Linked DNA regions of Homo sapiens: region 2 is linked to region 1. A link is an interaction called in ENCODE POLR2A ChIA-PET data of the cell type or tissue named here. Cell type or tissue: B cell. All regions are shown on one strand.

The links. ChIA-PET counts read pairs that join two places held together with the same protein. Peaks named below come from ENCODE experiments on the same cell type or tissue, not always from the same donor. Only the 100,000 strongest peaks of a DNase experiment are listed, where the experiment ranks them.
Region 2: POLR2A ChIA-PET joins it to region 1 with 13 read pairs; 3 of 35 experiments call an interaction of 5 or more read pairs at or near these places.

What each region holds. Positions count from the first base shown.
Region 1 is chr5:134,541,252-134,549,251 of GRCh38, reverse strand. The region is part of intron 3 of JADE2 (jade family PHD finger 2); the gene reads right to left. Among named protein-coding and RNA genes, the nearest start is that of JADE2, 20 kb to the right of the region's middle. RefSeq lists enhancers at 1-799, 4,092-4,431, 4,692-4,791, 4,852-5,121, 5,222-5,451 and 2 more. In B cell, no CTCF peak of the experiment used is centred here; DNase peaks (open chromatin) are centred at 1,050, 4,001, 4,981 and 7,701; H3K4me3 peaks cover 2,060 bases; H3K27ac peaks cover 7,372 bases.
Region 2 is chr5:134,743,599-134,751,598 of GRCh38, reverse strand. CAMLG (calcium modulating ligand) reads right to left here. Exons shown (of 4, transcript NM_001745.4): 3 at 7,547-7,612; 4 at 1-840. The coding sequence ends at 649. Among named protein-coding and RNA genes, the nearest start is that of CAMLG, 9.1 kb to the right of the region's middle. In B cell, no CTCF peak of the experiment used is centred here; no DNase peak of the experiment used is centred here; H3K27ac peaks cover 442 bases.

The DNA.
Region 1 (8,000 bases):
GCGCCCGGCCCTGGGCTGTAACTTAACTGTCGCCTCCTCAGGGATTCCTTCCTGATCACCAACTGAGGGAGTGCCAACTGCCTGACTGAGCCACTTTCCATCTCACCCCTGCCTCATTTTCTTTCCAGCACTTACACTCCTGAAAAGTACCTGGTCGACTCACATTGCTGGTTTCTTGTCATCTCCCCTGCCATGCCTTGTCCTGCTGTCGGCTATATTCTCAGTGCCTGGCACTGCATACGAGGGCCTCTCTGGGGAATTTTCTGATGAATCTGAGGCCCCTAGCTGGCTCCTGGCAGTGCTTTCTGAACCCCCATAAGCAGGATGAGATACCTCATGGATATACCCAGTGGCCAAAATCCCCAAACACATGGACCTGAACAAGCGCCTCTGAGCAACAGGCAGCCTTTGTTCTGCTGGGCTTTAAGCTCAAGGACCAGCATTCAGCCCAGGCTGGAGTGGGTGAGACCAGAGTGTCCCACCACACCAGCTGGTAAGATGTGGTCCAGACCCAGAACCAGGCCTGGCACTGAGAACTCAGGGCAGGAAGGGCTCCCAGGGTCAACTTCAGAGTCCCTTCCCACTACAGTTAGGGAGATTGTGGGAAGACAAAAGAGTCTCGTTCCAAGAGAGTTCCACGTTTCATCCTGGGTCATGCAGGGAGCAGGTGGCAGACTGGACACTACGGGCTCTAGCAGGCAGGAATCATGGACGCACAGGGAGGGCAGCACTGTCTTAATGGTGTCAGCCCATGCTTGCAGAGACTGTGTGCAGAGTGACAGTGTAAACGCTGTTCCTGAATTAATCTATTATTAGCCCCTCCACCCACTCTGTGAGGTAAGTACTACCATCATCCCTATTTTACAGTTGAGAAACCTGGGACTCGGGTTAATTAAATCACCCACCCAAGGTGTGCGTGCTGGAAGTGGCAAATGAACCCAGGCCAACACAACTCCTGCCCCTTTTGGCCATGTGCTCACTGCCTAATGCCCTTGAGTTAACTTGATGCCAAATCAGGTGACTTCTCCAAGGGTTGAAATATGCAAATCCGACTGTGGTCTTTGCAAGTTCCGAGGCCTCCAGTCGCTCTCCACTGTCCTCCCACTGTGCCCACACTGAACTGCAGAGCCAATGAGGCCCTGTGACCACACGGATGCACTTGCAGTCTCCCAAGCACATTTAACCCTTTGCACACGGGAGAACGCTGCCTGGGACACTACTCCCTTGCCAGAGTAAAGCTGGCACACTTCATCCTTAAGGTCTCAGTCCAGCCCACATCTGCTCTAGGAAGGCTTCCCCAATCCTAGGCTGGGTTTTGGGCTTTGTCTGAAGTTCTACGGCCCCTGTGTTAGAATCTCCTGGTTTTTTGCCATGTCTTCCCCACTAGAAGGGGAGCTCAATGAGGTCTGGCTGAGCCGCAGGGCTGGAGCCCAGCAGTGCAAGCAGGGTCTGGCACATGCTAGGTGCTGAGAAATCTTGAATGACTCAAGATCCTTCCATGGGCCAGCCACCTCCTTCTTTGGTTGCTGTCCAAGACTACAGCTGGGTACTCCATGCCTTCCAAAAGAGCCTCTGTGCATTTATATAAAAACTGCCCACAAATATGGCAGCCAATTGTAACCTAAACATCATTTTGTGTTGAATTTCCAGGAGGCAGGCTTGGAAAAGGCTTAAATGTTCTCCTAAAACTCCTTTGAATGATTTATGAAAACTAAATAAAGAATAAAATGGACACTGATGAACGAGAAGCCTTGCTGTGGCAAGAAAGTTGGAAGCTGGAAAACAAGCAATTTTCTTAGAATGTGAATGTTTACTATTTTTCTCTCTTTTGGCAGAAATTGACAAATTGTCTTTAAAGGTCTGCTGCCTAGCAACCAAGTTCTGCTGAGCTGCTTAGGAGATGTTAATTGTAGCTTCTTCAAACAGTATGAAGAAATGTTTAAAGGCTTCAAACTCTAATTGAATCACCAATCTGAGTGCTAGGGGTGCCAATGCAGCCCTGGAGGGGGCTAAAGAGTCTGCTCTGCCCAGATGTAGGGACGCTTCTCCAGAAACACATCACATGGCCTTGCCTTCACGTCTTTTTCTGAGACTGCAGATCACAACCATTCAAAAGTCTAGCTTTCTGTACCTATTTCCCTAGGAAGAACTCTGCAAGAAAGCAGAGCATGAGTGACCTCCAAGAGCAAATAAAGATAGTGACAAAAGGCAACTTTCACTGTGCACTAACCACATGGCCAGTAGACACCAGGCTACAAGGTTTAATATACAATCTCAAGATTTGTAGCTAAGATTTGAACACTTCATCCTGGGACTTTGGTTCTCTGCTTCCTTTTCTCAAGGGGTGAACTACTGTATCACAGAGTATTTCAAACTAAGAGGCACCAAGAGGAAATTTAGTTACTTAAGAGAAAAGCTCCAGCAGTTACCACACTACAAAATATAATTACTTGTGTAATTATATATACACATTTTTTTTTTTTTGAGACGGTGTCTCGTTCTGTCACCCAGGCTGGAGTGCAGTGGTGTGATCTCGGCTCACTGCAACCTCCGCCTCCCAGGTTCCAGCGATTCTCCTGCCTCAGCCTCCTGAGTAGCTGGGATTACAGGCACCGGCCACCGCGCCCAGCTAATTTTTATGTTTTTAGTAGAGACAGGATTTCACCATCTTGGCCAGGCTGGTATCGAACTCCTGACCTCAAGTGATCCACCCACCTCAGCCTCCCAAAGTGCTGGGATTACAGGTGTGAGCCACCACGCCCAGCCTATTTGTGCAATTATATTTTTAATGTCCATCTCTTCTAATAGTCAAGCTGCAAGAAGACAGGGACTGCATATGTCCTGTTTATCACTGTGCCTGCTTTTGGCACAGTGTTTGACACACAGCAGGTACTCAAGAAATGCTTGTGGAACAAAAATTAGCCAGTTATGGTGGCTTGCCTGTAGTCCCAACTACCTGGGGGGCTCAAGCGGGAGGACTGCCTGAGCCCAGGAGGTAGAGGCTGCAGTGAGCTGAGATCATGCCACTGCACTCCAGCCTGGGTGACAGAGGGAGACCCTGTCTCAAAACAAACAAACAAACAAACAAACAAACAAAAAAACAAAAAACGAAATGCTTGTGTAAAGAGTCAGTGAATGAATGAATGAATGAATCCCAGGATTTGTATGAAGTATGACTAAACTTTCCTGCCCTGTCTTAGCAGGGAGAGAAGAGGCAGGAGGCTGGCAGGATTCTTCCAGGTGAAACTGAGAAACTGGTCTTGGTCACTGTCCCAAAGCCAATTAAAATGGCTTTGGCCAGGACAATCTCTCCTGGACATCTGTCTACACCAAAAGTCCCAACGTAGAGCTGGAAGTGGTGCCTTCTTCCTCACCCCTCAAGGAAAGTTTGAAGGTCTGTACTTAAAGAGCCAACCTCATCACAATTGTTTTCTGAGCACCTCATCTCATTAGAAATGACAGCTAACAGAGAAAGGTAATTGCCCTGTTAAGGCATGTCAGGTATTATGTTAAAGTTTTACATATATCGTGGCTCCTAATTCATATTACCCCCATTTTACAGATGTGGAGACTGAGATTCAGAAAGGTGAAACCACTTGTGTGAGGTCCCCACTGTCCTTTAACCACAGCAATACTGCTTGCAAGACACAGAGGGCTCTTCTTTTAAAAAATCTTTTCTGGGCCGGAACCTGATAAAGAGTTTCCCAGCCAAGAGCAAACTTATGCAGTTAAAATTCAGTATAAAACACGAAAGAAGGGCTATGAGAATAGCTACCCCCTGCCCAGTTGTGTTGCAAGCTACCACTAGGCTAAGTTCGTAAGACACTTAAAAAAAAAAAAACCCCACTCAACGTCTCTTTCTTTTATTTTCATGAGGATAACAGCACTTCCTGCTCTTAAAGAGAATTTATTACACACATTTCTTTTGCAAGACAAGTCCCAGAGGCCAGGAGGCCCTTCCAGCTGGCGGAGCAGCAACGTTTCCAACTATAGAAGTGGATCCTGCCCCCCACCCCAGAGAAAGGCAGTGTGAGTCTCAGAAAGCAGGCACTTAGCCTAGCGGAAGGGCTCGCCCCAACCCGCCTGCCTCACAGGGTAGCAAAGGAACTGCTGGTGGGCTGGAAACTTGGCTCAAAACCACAAGGGCAAGCACAAAACCTTTTTTTGGATTCTCCTGTTTTATCTATCAAATTATGGGCATTTTGCATTTTACTGTACCATACGCCTTCATTGTTCTACTATAAAATGGCATTTCAAACATCTGGATAACACCTCTGCTCCTCAGAAGGCATCTTATTTATCCTGTGGTTTGGAGCCCCAACACAATCTGGCCACCCCTGTCTTTACCCTTCACCCAGGGTAGAAGGAGGATTCCATTTTTAAAAGCATGGGTTGAGCTAAGAAGCTGCATCTCCACTCGCTGTGTTTTTTGGGGGAGTGGGGGGTGGCACTCCATATAGAGGGACTTTCAAGGACACTGGGTCTGGGGGACACCCTCTTGCTGGCAGCAGAGGCTTCTCTCAGGCCCCTTCCCCAGGGACTAAGTGCTACACATTGGTGAAGGGCCTCAGTGGTACATGCAACTAGGGATGTACTAATTTGTCACCACAGCCTATAGAGGAGCTGACAGCTGAATCCCCACTCCCACCATCCAGGCTTCCAGCTCAGGGTGGCCTGCTTTACCCGACACTCCCCACCTCCTGCCCCACTCACCTCTGGGGTTCCCTTCACCCCCCAGGGCTCCATGAGTCTCGGGAAGGAGTCACATCTACAGATCATCAACTCCCTGGGAGGACCCAGGGCAGAACTCTATGATAAGGGCTCTGAGGCTCACTCGCCTGGGGTCACAGATGTCCTCGGGCAAAGCCTGGGTGTTTTGGCAAAGCCAGGCTGCACCTCCCATAACAGACACCTTCCTGTGTAGCACCTGCATCCTGCTGACAAAGGACAAGCTCCCCAGGGACAGGGCCTGTGCTTTCTGTCCCCAGCACTGAGCTAGGCCCACTAGGTACTCTTAAGCACTTGCTGATTTTGATCAGCATCAGCAGCTCCCGGTCCAGAGACCCAGGCCTCTGCCCACTGGCTGACTTCTGGGGACTCTGACTTCCTGAAAATGCAGCTTTCTACCTCAAGACAGCCTGCTTGGGGAAACCCCCACCGCTTGGCCTGCCCTTCCGCCTGTGTCTCTGCCCAGGCCAGAGGAGGACACTACCTCAAACAGTAGCCCTCCAAAACATGCGGCTGGCCTCCAGGTCTCTCCCAGAACTGTCCTTCACACCTCCGGCAAGTCCGGGGTGGGGCAAAAATTTGTTAATTCCCCAGCCCCTGTGGGAAGGACATGGAGTGGTGGACTGCCCCCACCCACACTCCCTGACGTTGCTTAGATCTTTGAACCAGGCTGGAGAGCCTCCCTCCCTCTCCTTCAACCTAGCCACAGCTTCCACTCCCCACCCCCTCAAAAATACTCAAAGAAGCTTCCAGGGAACAACCAAGCCAGGAACTCCTGTTTTAGGCAAAGGGAAGGGAAAAGTCTATGGCAGTTGTCTTTTTGCTTTTTTTGCTTTTTTTTGTTTTTGAGACAGAGTCTTGCTTTGTAGCTCAGGCTGGAGTGCAGTGGTGCAATCTCGGCTCACTGCAACCTCCGCCTCCTGGGCTCAAGTGATCCTCCTGCCTCAACCTCCTGAGTAGCTGGGATTACAGGTGTGCATCACCATGACCAGCTAATTTTTAAAATTTTTTTTAGTAGAGACAGGGTTTCACCATGTTGGCCAGGCTGGTCTTGAACTCCTGACCTAGAGTGATCTGCCTGCCTTGGCCTCCCAAAGTGCTGGGATTACAGGCATGAGCCACCGCACCGGGCCTATGGCAGTTGTTCTTAACCCTGGATCCCAATAGCAGGTCTTGTTAAAAAAGTACAGGTACTAGGGGGCACAGTGGCTCACGCCTGTAATCCCAGCACTTTGGGAGGCCGAGGTGGGCGGATCACGAGGGCAGGTCAAGACAAGCCTGACCAACATGGTGAAACCCTGTCTCTACTAAAAATACAAAAATCAGCCAGGCATGGTGGCGTGCACCTGTAATCCTAGCTACTTGGGAGGCTGAGGCAGGGGAATTGCCTAAACCCAGGAGATGGAGGTTGCAGTGAGCCGAGATCACACCACTCCACTCCAACCTGGGCGACAGGGTGAGACTCCGTCTCAAAAAAAAAAAAAGAGTACAGGTACTGGCCAGGTGCGGTGGCTCATGCCTGTAATCCCAGCACTTCCTGAGGCAGGCAGATCACTTGAGGTCAGGAGTTTGAGACCAGCCTGGCCAACATGGCTAAACCCCGTCTCTACTAAAAATACAAAAATTAGCCCGGCATGGTGGCAAGTGCCGGTAGTCCCAGCTATTCGGGAGGCTGAGGCAAGAGAATCTCTTCAACCCAGGAGGTGGAGGTTGCAATGAGCTGAGATCACACCACTGCACTCCAGCCTGGGGAACCAAGTGAGACTCCATCTCAAAAAAAAAGGCCAGGCATGGTGGCTCACGCTTGTAATCCCAGCACTCTGGGGGGCCGAGGCAGGCGGATCACCTGAGGTTGGGAGTTCGAGACCACCCTGACCAACGTGGAGAAACCCTGTCTCTACTAAAAATACAAAAATTAGCTGGACGTGGTGGCACATGCCTGTAATCCCAGCTACTCTAGAGGCTGAGGCAGGAGAATCACTTGAACCCAGGAGGCAGAGGTTGCAGTGAGCTGAGATCGTACCATTGCACTACAGCCTGGGCAACAAAAGCAAAACTCCATCTCAAAAAAAAAAAAAAAAAAAAAAAGGTATAGGTACCTAGGGTGCTACTCCAGACCATGTAAGTCAGAATACCTGGGGTGGGGTGGTATTAAAACAATAATCTCTGCTCTGTAAATTCCATTAGATTCTCAGAGATGTGTTCCACAAAGGGTTAAGCACTAACAATGGCTACACCATTTAGTGAGCCAGGCAAGGCCAGAAACTCATTGTGTAAATTATTATACTAGCTCCCTAGGCCAGGCTCAGGACTTCAGGGCCAAAAGATAGATAGCTCTGTTGGGATGCCATAGGCAGCAGAAGACAGCAGGCTGAGTTCTCAGGGGCAGCTCCACCTTTTCCTTCTACTGCCTTAAGGAGCTCCCAGGGCAGACTTCAGGCTTTGCGCACTTCCACCAAAAATCCTAGCCCAGCCTCCCAAGAATCCCAGGGCCCATGCCTTCAGCTCTCAGCTCGGAGGCCCGCACTCACTCCCCCTTCACTCTGGCTGAGGGAAGGGCCAGCCATTGGGCAAGGGCCAGATGGGAAGCTGGGCCTCCAGGCCTTAGCCCTGTCCAGGGTCCTGACTCCTGGTCAAGTGCTTTCTTCAGCCCTGAGGCACCTCACTTGCTGTAGAGTGCCCCTTGGCTTGCGCCCTTAGGGTGCACTGGGAAAGGGCAGCCCCTGAGAGGTCATCAAAGGGCATCCCTGCCTATCCCACCCAAACCCAACCCCAGCCCTTTCATAGCTGTTGGATTCACTGTGTCCCCCACCCCATCATTGCCCACATTTAGAGATGAGGAGACAAGTGAACCACGAGTTCCATGGCTCTGCAGCCACCAAGGAGGGGCTTTCCACAGCACACACATCACTCCGTAAGTGTTCCCACTGGGGACTCCTGCCACACTAAGCAAACCACATGACCAGCCTGACAGCCACCCCATAGGCTTCATACTCCAGGGGATTGAGTAGATGGGGCTCCCAGAACCCCTTTCACCAGGGTATCCAAGGCCCAGGCTCAGCAGACCATAAAGGCCCCGCCCAAGCCATTCACAGAAAGAGAAGAGAGCAGTCCGTGAGATTTAGTGCAAACATTCTCTGCCGCCAAATCCTCGCTTTCATCTCTGCCCTCTCATGAGCCAAATAACTTGGAAGCGTTCATTGATGGTTTCCTCTCTGCCCCAAGATAAGTTGGAATTTATGCCGGCCACGGCTCAACCTTGTCACTTAGAG
Region 2 (8,000 bases), 200 kb before region 1:
CCCATTTTGTTTTTGCTTGCTTAAAACATACTTCTAAAAAGTGAAACTCAAATGTAAAAAGTTCCAATTCTGAGTTTGGTATACAGCAATAAAAATTTTATAAATACCTTCCAATTTCACATGTATGAATCTTTTCTTTGATTAAATACTTGTGCTGGAGTAAAAATTAAGATACTAACTCAACAAGAAAAGTTACAATGTGCAGAGTTAACATTAGACAATTCAGTTTCTTTCATTTTATTTTTCAGATGACTTCATTTCTCAGGACAGAATGACACAAACACAAGAAGCAGTCTCTAGGGCTGGCTGAGACCACATTTATCTGTTCTCCTAAAAGCACTAGCTCAGCTCCCAAAAGAAGAATTACAAATCTGAGAAGTTAGAGGAAAGGTACAGAATAGGAATTCTGATTAACAAGAAAAATCAATTAATGACATTGGTACTCTATTCTTCATATCAGTAATAATACAAACTCAGCCCTTTTAAATCAGAGAATCTGCCATTCTATATCTAATAAAGTAGCTTTACAACCCCTAAAGTAAAAGAATTACATGAAGGTGTAAACCAATTTGCCTCCTTTAGAGACACTGCAATATAGAAGAGGATTTTTTTTTTTTTGTAAGCTTCTCCTTCTCAGTTCTACAGGCTTCATGGTACTTCAGAGCCCCAATAATCAAGCAGTTCATGACAAAAGATAAAAGTGAAAAAGTAGACACAGAGATCTGTGAAGACTTCGCCCATTTTGCTATAGGTATCCATTGATCGATTTATCACTTCGGCAGGAATTCCCGACAATAGAAGTGCAGCTGTTAGTACTGTTGTCTTTATCTTCTTTTCACTCTGTGTAGAGAAAGACTCAAATTAATCTTCAAAGTTTCAGCAGGCTACATTAAGCTCTATACAAACATGATCAGTACTGCTGTTTTTAACCGAAATGATTTAAAAACTGTTAATGATGTTTCAAAACAATCAGTAAGATACCAACATTTACTGAGCATATAATATGTAACTCATCAATCTGCTAGGCAATAGCAGACATCAGTCTTGCTTTTTTTTTTTTTGAGATGGAGTCTCGCTCTGTTGCCCAGGTTGGAGTGCAATGGCACGATCTCGGCTCACTGCAACCTCTGCCTCCCGGGTTCAAGCGATTCTCCTGCCTCAGCCTCCTGAGTAGCCGGGATTACAGGTGCTTGCCACCATGCCCGGCTAATTTTTGTATTTTTAGTAGAGACAGGATTTCACCATGTTGGTCAGGCTGGTCTCAAACTCCTGATCTCGTGATCTGCCCGCCTCAGCCTCCCAAAGTGTCAGGATTACAGGTGTGAGCCACTGCACCTGGCCCAGTCTTGTTATTAGAAGTTTTTAAAAAGTGTTATCTTGGAAGTATGACATAAATAACAATTTATGATATATACAACAGTACAATATAAAAACAAGAAAAATATTACTAGACAGGACATAAATAACTGCTAAATGACTGACATGGATAATGTGTGACATAGGAGCTCACAGGAGATATAAATTACTCCAGTGTTTTATGTAAATAAAGCACAAGGAGGACTTCAGAGGAAGTAAAATTAAAAACAGGCCTTCAGGCCAAGTGCAGTGGCTCATGCCTCTAATCCCAGCACTTTGGGATGCCGAGGCTGGGTGATGGCTTGAGCCTAGGAGTTTAAGACCACTCTGGGCAACATAGGGAGACTCTGTCTCTACAACAAATACAAAAATTAGCTGAGCATGAGCCTGTAGTCCCATCTACTCAGGAGGCTGAGGTGGGAGGATCTCTTAAGAGGTTGAGGCTGCACTGAACTGAGACTGCACCACCGCACTCCAGCCCACATGACAAAGTGAGACCCCCGTCTCCAAAAACAACAACTAAAAACAGACCTTCAAAGAAGAGCAGGATTTAGACTGGCAGAAGTGAAAGTTTTTTGAAGCGTTAAGTCTCAGGACAAGTTAGAGGCAGAAGAATGCTTGGAGAACAATGAGTAATTTGTCACAGACTTATAGGAATGTAGGGCCCTAATTGTTATGCAAAGGAATCCACACTTGATTACACATCCAATAGGGTATCACTGAACAATTCAGTATACTTCTGGTGGAAGAGAGAACATTTACTTATTAATTTTCTAGTCTCATTTTTTTAAGAGATTAAAAGCTGAATTTTTCTTTATTATCACAAAATCCAATCATACGGTTTAAAATATTTTTAAATATAAAAACCTATAGTTGGCCGGGTGCAGCGGCTCATGCCTGTAATCCCAGCACTTTGGGAGGTCGAGGTGGGTGGATCACAAGGTCAGGAGTTCGAGACCAGCCTGGCCAATATGGTGAAACCTCGTCTCTACTAAAAATACAAAAAAATTAGCCAGGCGTGGTGGCACATGCCTGTAATCCAAGCTACTTGGGAGCCTGAGGCAGGAGAATTGCTTGAATCTGGGAGGCAGAGGCTGCAGTGAGCCGAGATCGTGCCACTGCACTCCAGCCTGGGTGACAGAGCAAAGCTCCATCTGAAAAAAAAAAAAAACCCTATAGTTACCTAAAAGAAATGAAAGCTTATGCTCACAAAAAGCCTCATACAAGAAAGCTCTTAGTTTTAGTCATAATAACCCCAAAACTGAAAACAACCAGGATGTCCATCTATAGGAGACTAGATAAATGGATATAGTCATACAATGTAGTATTACTGAGCCAAGAAAAAAAAAGGAATTAACTACTGATTTATCCAACAACATGGATAAATCTCAAAAATATCATGCGGAATAAAGAAGGCTTGCACAAAAAAGTAAAATCAAGAATGATCCCACTTACATGGATTACTATGCCAGACACAACTAATCTATCGTGGGAAAAAGTTCTTTGGGGTATAGGGACTGGGACTGCCTGGAAAGGAGCATGAAAGAAACTCCTGGGGTGACAGTGAAGTTATAAACCTTGAAAGAGGTATGGGTTTCATAGGATAACAAACGTATTAAATGGTACAATTAAGACAAGCATTTCAAGCAATCAATTAATTACGCTGGTACCCTACTCTTCATATTAGAACTAATTTTTTTTGTTTGAGACGTAGTCTTGCTCTGTCGACCAGGCTGGAGTGCAATGGCAGGATCTCGGCCCACTGCAACCTCCGCCTTCTGGGTTCAAGCGATTCTCCCACCTCAGCCTCCCCGGTAGCTGGGATTATAGGTACCCACCATCATGCCCGGCAAATTTTTGTAGAGATGGGGTTTCACCATGTTGGCCACACTGGTCTTGAACTCCTGACTTCAGGTGATCCGCCCATCTCGGCCTCCCAAAGTGCTGGGATTACAGGTGTGAACCACTGCACCCGGCCTCAGAACTAATTTTACCTTAAAATTTTACCTAAAAGCCAGGTGCGGTGGCTCACACCTGTAATCCCAGCACTTTGGGAAGCGGAGGTGGGCGAATCACAAGGTCAAGAGATAGAGACCAGAGACCAGCTAATTCTAGCACTTTAGGAGGCCGAGGTGGGCAGATAATCAGGTCAGGAGATCAAGGCTGTCTTGGCCAACATGGTGAAACCCCGTCTCTACTGAAATACAAAAAAAATTAGCCAGGTGTGGTGGCACATGCCTGTAATCCCAGCTACTTGGGAGGCTGAGGCAGGGGAATCGCTTGAACCTGGGAGGCGGAGGTTGTGGTGAGCTGAGATCTCGCCACTGCACTCCAGCCTGGCGAAAGAGCAAGACTCCATCTCAAAAAAAAAAAAAAAGAAAGAGACCATCCTGGTCAGCATGGTGAAACCCCGTCTCTACTAAAATTACAAAAATTAGCTGGGCTTGGTGGCGTGTGCCTGTAGTCCCCGCTATTCGGGAGGCTGAGGTGGAAGAATCGCTTGAACCTGGGAGGTGGAGGTTGCAGTGAGCCAAGATTGTGCCACTGCACTCCTGCCTGGTGACAGAGCGAGACTCCGTCTCAAAAAAAAAAAAAAATGCCGAGCATGGTGGCTCATGCCTGTAATCCCAGCACTTTGGGGGGCCGAGGCAGGCGGATCATGAGGTCAGGAGATCGAGACCATCCTGGCTAACACGGTGAAACCCCGTCTCTACTAAAAATACAAAAAAAAATTAGCCGGCCGTGATGGCGGGCGCCTGTAGTCCCAGCTACTTGGGAAGCTGAGGTAGGAGAATGGTGTGAACCCGGAAGGCGGAGCTTGCAGTGAGCCGAGATGGCACTCCAGCCTGGGTGACAGAGCAAGCCTCGTCTCAAAAAAAAAAAATTACCTAAAGAACCTTAAAACAGTAAATTGTAAGTCAGTGTTATGTAAGAGGGGTGAGGTATACCGATGTGTACACCTACAACATACTTTGAAATGCATCAAGAAAAATTTGATGGAAAAACTTTACAGAGATTATCTTGGGTTTGAAAAATAAAAGAAAACCTGATAGATACATAATATAATAAGATGTTAATTGTAGAATCTAGGTCGTTGGTATTATATAAATGGGTGTTCACGGCACAATTCTTTCAACTTTTGTGTTTATTTATTTTTGAGATGGAGTCTTGCTCTGTCGCCCAGGCTGGAGTGCAGTGGCGCTGTCTTGGCTCACTGTAAACCTCTGCCACCGGGTCAGCAATTCTCCTGCCTCAGACACTGAGTAGCTGGGATTACAGGTCTGTACCCACCATGCCAAGCTAATTTTTGTATTTTCAGCAGACATAGCGTTTCACCATGTTGGCCAGGTTGGTCAAGAACTCCCAGCCTCAGGTGATCTGCCCACCATGGCCTTCCAAAGTGCTGGGATTACAGGCGTGAGGCACCACGCCTGGCCAACTTTTGTGTTTAAAAACTGCTATAACAGGCCAGGTGCAGTGGCTCACACCTGTAATCCCAGCACTTTGGAAGGCCCAGGTGGGCAGATCACCTGAGGCTGGGAGTTCCAGACCAGACTGACCAACACGGTGACACCTCGTCTCTACTAAAAATACAAAAATTAAGTGGGTGTGGTCACTCACACCTGTAGTCACAGCTACTTGGCAGGCTGAGGCAGGAGAATGAACACAGGAGGCGGAGGCTGCAGTGAGCTGAGATCGTGCCACTGCACTTCAGCCTGGGCGACAGAGTGATACTCTGTCTCAAAAACAAACAAGCAAAAAAAACCCTGCTATAACAAAATGCTGTTTTGTTGGGAGAATATATAAAGTCTCCCTTTTCTCTCTTCCATTTACATAGTACCCATATATACATCTCTATCACACACATAAGTATTGTTAATAATTTCATGTATAGTCTTTCAGTTTGTTTATGCATATATAAGCAAAATCAAATAATACATTATTTTTTCTTTTCAAAAAGAAATTAGTATAGATTCTATAGATTCTATTCTGAATTTTGTTTTTTTTTCTCTTAATATTTCTTGGAGAGCTTACCATTGTCAGTACATTGAGAGCATCTTCATTCTGAATAGATACGTTATAATTTTTTTTTTTTTTTTTTTTTGAGATGGAGTTTTGCTTTGTTGCCCAGGCTGAAGTGCAATGGTGCGATCTCGGCTCACCACAACCTCCACCTCCTGGGTTCAAGTGATTCCCCTGCCTCAGCCTCCTGAGTAGCTGGGATTACAGGCATGCGCCACCATGCCTGGCTAATTTTGAATTTGTAGTAGAGACGGGGTTTCTCCATGTTGGTCAGGCTGGTCTCGAAATCCCGACCTCAGCTGATCCGCCCGCCTCGGCCTCCCAAAGTGCTGGGATTACAGGCATGAGCCACCGTGCCTGGCCAATTTTTTTTTTTTAATGTAGTCACTCAGTGGACATTTAGGTTCCAAACTTTGCTACTGCAAAACTACAATCAATGTTTCAAAGGTGATTTTCTTTTTTTTTTTTTGAGACAGTCTCGCTCTGTTGCCCAGGCTGGAGTGCAATGGCACAGTCTGGGCTCACTGCAACCTCCACCTCCCAGTTTCAAGTGATTCTCCCTGCCTCAGCCTCCCAAGTAGCTGGGATTACAGGCACCCGCAACCATGCCTGGGTAATTTTTATATTTTTAGTAGAGATGGGGTTTCGCCATGTTGGCCAGGCCAGTCTCGAGCTCCTGACCTCAGGTGATCCACCCCCCTCAGCCTCCGAAAGTGCTGGGATTAGGGCGTGAGCCACGGCGCCCAGCCTCAAAGGTGAATTTCTTTCTTTTTTTTTTTTTTTTGAGGAGTCTCGCTCTGTCGCCCAGGCTGCTGGAGTACAGTGGCGCAATCTCGGCTCACTGCAAGCTCCGCCTCCCAGGTTCACGCCATTCTCCTGCCTCAGCCTCCCGAGTAGCTGGGACTACAGGTGCCTGCCACCACGCCCGGCTAACTTTTGTATTTTTAGTAGAGATGGGATTTCACCCTGTCAGCCAGGATGCTCTCGATCTCTTGACCTCGTGATCCACCTGCCTCAGCCTCCCTAAGTGCTGGGATTACAGGCGTGAGCCACCGCGCCCCGCCTCAAAGGTGAATTTCTAAACAAATGCTTAATTAAAATTACAATGTTATTTACTCTTTTACTTCTTATATTTGACCTATTTGACCCTTCAAAAATACAAATGCTTCAAATCCATTAAAATCATACACAGGTCTGTCAGCCCATTAAATATAACACGCAGACAGCCAAGTAGCAATTTTTTCAGCAAAAAGCTCCCACAAAATTCGATCACACTAGTTAGGCTATCGTCTATGTCAGGCAAGCCAAGCCTCATAAAACTGTATATATCTGTAGTCAAGTAGGCCAGGTAAACATTGACTCTCAACATCATTCTGTTCTGTAATATTGGCCAAATATTTATTGCAAATATCAGGCCCTCAACACTGAAGATAAAGTGCACTGCTATTAAGTGTCCAATATGAAGTACAATGAGATAATCAAATCCATTTTTTAATTAATTTCCTTTATTATAGACAAAATGAATTACTAAATTTACTAATTAAATTTAATACTTTGCTTAAACAAGTACTATTCACACTTTTTCATGAAGGACCTCAATCCACAGTATTTTTGTAAAACAGAATAACAATGTTATGGCAATGTCAAATTGCTATAAAAGTTTCTAATTACTCTTTTTTTTTTTTTTTTTTTGGAGACAGAGTCTCACTCTGTCACCCAGACTGGAGCAGTGCAGTGGCGCAATCTTGGCTCACTGCAACCTCTGCCTCCTGGGTTGGAGCAACTCTCCTGCCTCAGCCTCCTGAGTAGCTGGAATTACAGGTGTGCGTCACCATACCTGGCTAATTTTTGTATTTTTAGCAGAGATGGGGTTGCACCATGTTGGCCAGGCTGGTCTTGAACTCCTGACCTCAGGTGATCCACCCACCTCAGCCTCTTAGAGTGTGGGGATTACAGGCGTGAGCCACTGCGCCCGGCCAATTACTCATTTTTTGAACTTAATGTATAACAAACACAAACACATAGTTTGGAGATAAGTGGGCAAACCACACTTTGAGTAGCACTGATTCAGACCGTAAGCAGGACTAACATTTTTAAGTTCCTTCAATTAGCTAGTCATAAATCAATCCAAACACATCATCGAAATTTAGAAAAAAAATTAATTTACCTTGGGAAAATATTTGTATAATCCCATGTACGCAAGTTGTAAAGTAAGAAATGGAGCAAATATGGACTGTGAAGATAGAAGATAAAATTAAATATTTCCAACATAATCATTCAAATCACAATAAATCAAACAGCAGCTAGAAAATTCCAAGCAAAAGCTGTAAGAAAATGTTGTTATTATTATTTTTTGAGACGGAGTCTTCCTCTGTCACCCAGGCTGAGTGCAGTGGCACGATCTTGGTTCATGGCAACATCCACCTCCCAGATTCAAGCGATGCTCGTGCCTCAGCCTTCTGAGTAGATGGGATTACAGGCGCCCGCCACCACACCTGGCTAATTTTTGTATTTTTAGTAGAGACAGGGTTTCACCATGTTGGCCAGTATGGTCTAGAACTCCTGACCTCGTGATCCACCCACCTCGGCCTCCCAACATGCTGGGATTACAGGTATGAGAC